Linked DNA regions of Homo sapiens: region 1 is linked to region 2. The links are chromatin loops, found by intact Hi-C in ENCODE. Cell type or tissue: GM12878. All regions are shown on one strand. Each heading gives the region's core, and the rest is flanking DNA. Links, peaks and the distances in the headings are about the cores only. Region 1 overlaps MED26 (mediator complex subunit 26). Region 2 overlaps TPM4 (tropomyosin 4).

Region 1 (2,902 bases), core at 246-2,745, 510 kb after region 2:
GCGGCTGAGTCACCTCGCCCACCCCCCAACCCCCAACACACAGTCGTGTCTGCTGAGGACACACGGGTGAATCAAACAGGGCTTTGCTGGGAGAGTGTGTGTCTGTGATTTGGTTCCCGCCACACCAAGTCTTCCTGCTTCTGACAAACTCCGCACGTGTTCCCAGGCAGCTGGGAGCCAAACTGCCTCTGGTGCAAGTCAGTACAAGAGGCGGCACCTGCATCCCCACCCCACCTCCACCCCAAGACCCCAGCTCTGCCCTCCCTCTCAGCTCTGGAAAGCGCAGCCCTGAGGGGTGCTGCTGTGCTTACCCTCAGGCGGGCCCCACCCTGCACTCTCCGCTCAGCCTCATGGGGCTGGTGCAGGTCCACCAGGCTCTGCCCAGTGAAGGCACCTTCCTCTGAGGGGACCTCATGGGAGCCTCAAACCCCAGGGGCAAAGCCTCAAGTTCACAGCTTCTCAGAGGAAGAATGACACTGGGAGGAACAATGACGGGAAGGTGCATGTCTCGGCCACAGCCACCAAGCTCACCACTTGAAAAGCACTTCCTGCTGGGGCCCTCCTGCTACTCCCAGGAGCAGCCGGCCACCTGAGTGGTCTGTCATGTCCATGTGGCCCTCCCTGTCCTGCAGCCACAGCTCCTGTAATGCTTGGGCAAGTATGCAATTGCATGCTACAACTCAGCCCGGGGGACGGGAAATGCCACCTGAGTACAGGCAGCACGCGGAGCCCTGACTGAACCCCATGAGCAACTCAGAAAGAGGAAGCCCAGGGCTTGGGGCAGAAGTAGGAGCTCCATCAGTAGGCATGCCTGACTTCTGCAGCGAGGGAAACTTGCAGATGAAGCCAGGAGGCAGGCAGCGCTGCTCTCCACAGCCACTGCCCCCACAGCGTCCTTCCCTCCCACTTTCTGTTTTTAGCAGCTCTTCCCAACCAAACTACCAACCTAGACTCTCCTGACCTCTGCTTCAGGTCTGCAGAACTTACGATTCTTACTGCCATTTGGCCCTTTGTGAAGGCACAAGAGCTCTCAAAGCTCATCTGTAAATTGACTCGTTGCTACGCGGATAGAACTGGAGCAGTGGGAAGCCAAGCGGAGTCCTGGTGATAGCACGCTGGGTGGGGGCTTCTCCCTCTCAGCCTCTCTCTTCTAGGAGCAGCTGATAAGAATGCCAGCTGCAGAAGACTGGAAATGACCCAACATCCTCGGGGGAAACACACACACAGTGCTCGGCCCATATATGTTCCGCCAAAGACAGAGCCCAAATAAGAACGAGCCAGCTTTTCAGGAATCAACAGGGAACAACCTTCAAGAGACTGCCAAGCACAGAGATGCACACAACAGCGCACCCTGTGCCGCCGCCTGGAAGATCCTAGCTGAGGCTGGGCAGACAAGGACCTGATGGTTGAGCCGCGCATAGCTGTAGCAGGGGACCGCACCTGGCCTCCAGCACTGACGCAAGCAAGACCTATCACTGACTGGAGCCCAGTTCCTCCTCTGAGAGCATGAGAAAACCACAAGATGGTGTCTGTAGAGCATGAATGGTGTGCTGGAGACCACGCCCCCAGGGGCCAGGCCACGAGGACCCGCACACTGCACTTTCTGCTGGGCTGCTCTGTGGTCTGTAAGATCCATTCAGGCAGGGCAGTGCCCAGCACGGTGCCTGGAGGCAGCCTCAGAGGCCCATTGAGAGAGGAAGCCGAAGGAGAGCAGCCCCCCGCCTGCCTGTCCAATTGGGCTGCTGTAAGATCCTGAGAACTAGTGACCTTCTAGAATTCCCCGAGACAAGTCATCAAATGCTCTCTGAGCACCGACTGCACACAGGTGCTCTACCAAACTCTGGGCCCGCTGGATGCTGGGAGGGGGCGTTAGGATCCCTGTGTACTGACCCGGAGGAGTAGACAGAGACAGCCAAGGTCAAGAACAGAAGCAACAGATAAAATGCCACCACTGAGGCTCTCACCCAGGCTGCCAGGAAACCCCAGGGGAGGACTACACTTGGCTCAGGTCCAGGGCCACCCCTTCCCCCACAGCTCCTGGGCTCTGTGTGGAGCTGGAGGGACAGGAGTGGGCACAGGGGCCTTCTCATTGGGCATTCCTGCAACGAGGGCCACGGTGCAGAGAACCAAGGACACTGTCACCCAAGAAAGAGTCTGGTGACTCTGTGGATCCCATGGTAACCACCATTTAAGGATGGACACTCACGCTATGATCCAGCAATTCCACTCCAAGCAGCACCTACAGAAATGCACTCAGAGCAGCTGTATCAGAACAGCCCCAACTGAAAACAGCCCACGCAGCCACCAACAGAACACCGAATAAATAAATCATGGTCTGTCCATTCAATGTTGGATGAACAAACTGCTGCTACACATAACCTCAAAGACAAATCTCAAAACAACGTTGAGTCAAAGAGCCAAACACAAAAAAACACATTTTTTTTTTGTCCTGGATTAAAAGGTCAAAAGCAGGCAAGACTTCTAGATGGTGAGAGCAGTCAGGGTAGTGGCAGGCAGAGAATGACTAGGAGAGGACGTTGAAGATGGCTTCAGGGGAAAGGCTCTGTTCCTTAACCTGGGTGGACTGGGGTTCTCAGATGTGTTCATAAATGTTCATTCAGCTGTAAAACTTGGGACTTGTACACTTTTCTAGATGTATATTTTCTAGACTATATTTACAAAGGTTGTTAAAAATAACCTACTGTGTGTGAATTCCATGATCTTAGAGGCCACCTCATCCTACAGAAACAGATGGTGAAGCTGTCAGGGTTGTGGAGGAGGGGGAGGTGTTGGCAAAGCAGCCCCTCGTTCCCCACGGCCCAGACCCTCTGAGAGCCCCACAGAACAAGGTCTGAAAACAGCTTCAACACAAGCCCTGGCCACCTCTACAACACACAGTGAT
Region 2 (2,902 bases), core at 160-2,659:
TAACTGACATCTTCCTGTTCCTTTGCCACATGTATCTAGCAAGCCTCTTTTACCTTATAAGGGAAATCCTTTGTAGCGTGTGGAAGGCTTTGATTGCAGGAAGGGGTGGAACCCAAAATGACTCGGCCGTGACTAGCAGTTTTTCAAAAATACATATATATGTATGCATGTACAGATATGCGTGTATCTCCCAACTCCAGACAGCTGAAAATCTGCCAAAAGCGTTGTTTGCCAGGATTCAGAATTTCCCACATAAGGGCTACTCACTTCTTAAAAGACAACTCATGAATCAAGCACCTCTGTTTGATCTTTAAAATCAATTCCTCGACTGCTAATGGGTACACAGTTTTTTGTTTGTTTGTTTGTCTTTGGCGGGTTATGAAAATGTCCTGGAATTCGATAATGGTGTTGGTTGCAGAGTGTTTTTGCAACATCAGTTCCTGGCCCAGTTACTGAAGGTGGTAGGAGGAGTTAAGATCTAGGCAATTAAAAAGAATGAAAGGCACCCATTCATGGGAAGGCCTCAGTGACGTTTCTTAAGACAGTTTCATCAGTGGTTTTCACAATTCTCTGCATTTGGTGTTTCAGAGGACACTGCAATACGAAACACCTGTGGGAGTGCCCTCTTTCTGCTTCTAGGAATCTGAGGCTGAGAAACCTTCCTGACTCTATTTGTGTAGTTTTTCGGCCACGTTAGCCTCATTCTATTTTTTTTTCCCCCAGTATGAACTCAGGGCAGGAGAGGGAGTGGTTTCCTAATAATTTTTTTTTTTTGAGACGGAATCTTGCTCTGTTACCCAGGCTGGAGTGCAGTGGCGCGATCTCGGCTCATTGCAACCTTCACCTCCCGGGTTCAAGCGATTCTCCTGCCTCAGCCTCCCAAGTAGCTGGGATTACAGGCGCCTGCCCCCACACCCAACTGATTTTTTTGTATTTTTAGTAGAGATGCGGTTTCACCATGTTGGCCAGGCTGGTCTCGAACTCCTGACCTCATGTGATCCACCCACCTCCGCCTCCCAAAGTGTTAGGATTACGGATGTGAGCCACCGCGCCCGGCCTTCCTAATAATTTTGATAGCCTTCCCCAGTTCAGGGATTCTTCATTTGTTCTGATAGGAAAAAGCTAGCGTGGCTTCCCTTTTCCTCTCGGTTGAGGCCCGTTTGACCCGTTCTCAATATTCCTTCCAAAGAGCAGGCATCGCTGGAAAACTCGCCTTGCCTCGTAGCCCTGGCAGGACCTAGGGGACAGGTTCTGACAAGGAAGAGCCCTGGGTGGGTCTTAAGAGGCCATTCATTTCTTACCAATTCTGAGTCACTGAATAAAACCACTTCCCCCAGTGGGGCCCCTCGGTTTCTTCACCTGTAAAATGGGTGCGATGTGTGAGGATGAAATTGCAGTAAAATAAAACCGTGGCAGTAAGAGATGCCTTTCTCTGGCACATCCCACCTGCTGGGCATAAGCGGCGCCACCCTCTGGAGTTACAGCCTCAAGGCAGTCCGGTAACTAATCAGGCTTTGGGATGGAGAGGGCCAGGATGAGGAAGCAACCTTCCCAACACCACGTGGCTGTGAAAATGACAAAGCACGGTCGGGCGCAGTGGCTCACGCCTGTAATCCCAGTACTTTGGGAGACCAAGGCGGGTGGATCACGTGAGGCCAGGAGTTTGAGACCAGCCTGACCAACAAGACGAAACCCTGTCTCTACTAAAAATACAAAAAAATAGCAAGGCGTGGTGGTGTCCGTCTGTAATCCCAGCTACTCAGGAGGCTGAGGCAGAATTGCTTGAACCCGGGAGGTAGAAGTTGCAGCAAGCCGAGATCATGCCATTGCACTCCAGCCTTGGTGACGGCGCAAGACTCCATCTCAAAAAAAAAATTAAAAAGAAAATGACAAAGCGGGGATTCCAGCCCAGCACTTTTTGGCCCTGGAGTTCCTGGTTTAATGCTTCCCATTGTACTTCCTTTCTTGTAGGTAAAAACACCTTGAAAAGCCAATAACACTATTGGGGTATGTCTTCCATGCCTGCAACCAAGTTTTCTTTCCCTTTCCATATCTTTTTGTCCTGCCATCTCTCAGCCAGGCGGATTGAAGGATGGAATTCCAACGAGGCTCCCCCGCCTCGTCCCACCTTGGTAATTGCATGGCCAACATTTAACTGAGGGCTCCATAGTCTTGCATTTATCTTGCCATTCAGGTGAATGGGAGCGGAACTCACAGGACACAATGAGCCGGGTCACTGATGGCCTTGCTTTCTAAGAATCTCACAGTGAGCCCTAGAACTCTCTACGTGGTAACACTGTGTGCCTTTTTCAGAGAAGAGCCTATCTTAGATCTTAGCCTAACGTTGGGTCTATTGTGTTGCTGGAGAGACCAGCACTGACATTCATCTCAAAGCACATGGTATGTTTGACTCCTATGTTGACTCAACTACCCATCTTGTACTGGGACACTCGCTTTTTTTTTTTTTTTTTGAGACGGAGTCTTGCTCTGTCACCAGGCTGGAGTGCAGTGGCACGATCTCAGCTCACGGCAACCTCCGCCTCCCGGGTTCAAGTGATTCTTCTGCCTCAGCCTCCTGAGCATGTGGAACTACAGGCACGTGCCACCACACTCAGCTAATTTTTCTATTTTTAGTAGAGACAGGGTTTCACCACGTTGGCCAGGATGGTCTCGATCTCTTGACCTTGTGATACACCCACCTCAGCCTCCCAAAGTGCTGGGATTACAGGCATGAGCCACCACGCTTGGCGATGCTCATCTTTTGCTATGGAGTGGTAGATGTTTTTCCCAGACATTTTCCGGGAAGATCATACTGAAATTTTGGTATGAGTGTAAATTCCCTATGGCCTGGACTCCTGGGTGGGCTTTGACGGGGAAGATCAGGTTAACAGAGGGCAGGACA

The links. Hi-C counts contacts between places; a loop is a spot of excess contacts. Peaks named below come from ENCODE experiments on the same cell type or tissue, not always from the same donor. Only the 100,000 strongest peaks of a DNase experiment are listed, where the experiment ranks them.
Region 1: a loop joins it to region 2, with 9 times the contacts of the local background. A loop is called at or near these places in 3 of 110 quality-filtered maps.

The regions. Positions count from the first base shown.
Region 1 is chr19:16,587,093-16,589,994 of GRCh38, forward strand. The region is part of intron 1 of MED26 (mediator complex subunit 26); the gene reads right to left. Among named protein-coding and RNA genes, the nearest start is that of SLC35E1, 16 kb to the left of the region's middle. RefSeq lists enhancers at 1,288-1,337, 1,508-1,577, 1,828-1,997, 2,208-2,257. In GM12878, for the core only: a CTCF peak has its summit at 1,500; DNase peaks (open chromatin) are centred at 479 and 1,519; H3K4me3 peaks cover 2,084 bases; H3K27ac peaks cover 2,500 bases.
Region 2 is chr19:16,078,944-16,081,845 of GRCh38, forward strand. The region is part of intron 1 of TPM4 (tropomyosin 4); the gene reads left to right. Among named protein-coding and RNA genes, the nearest start is that of TPM4, 3.9 kb to the left of the region's middle. RefSeq lists enhancers at 112-181, 212-441, 1,538-2,265. In GM12878, for the core only: a CTCF peak has its summit at 1,450 (motif pointing left); DNase peaks (open chromatin) are centred at 548 and 1,349; H3K4me3 peaks cover 2,235 bases; H3K27ac peaks cover 2,500 bases.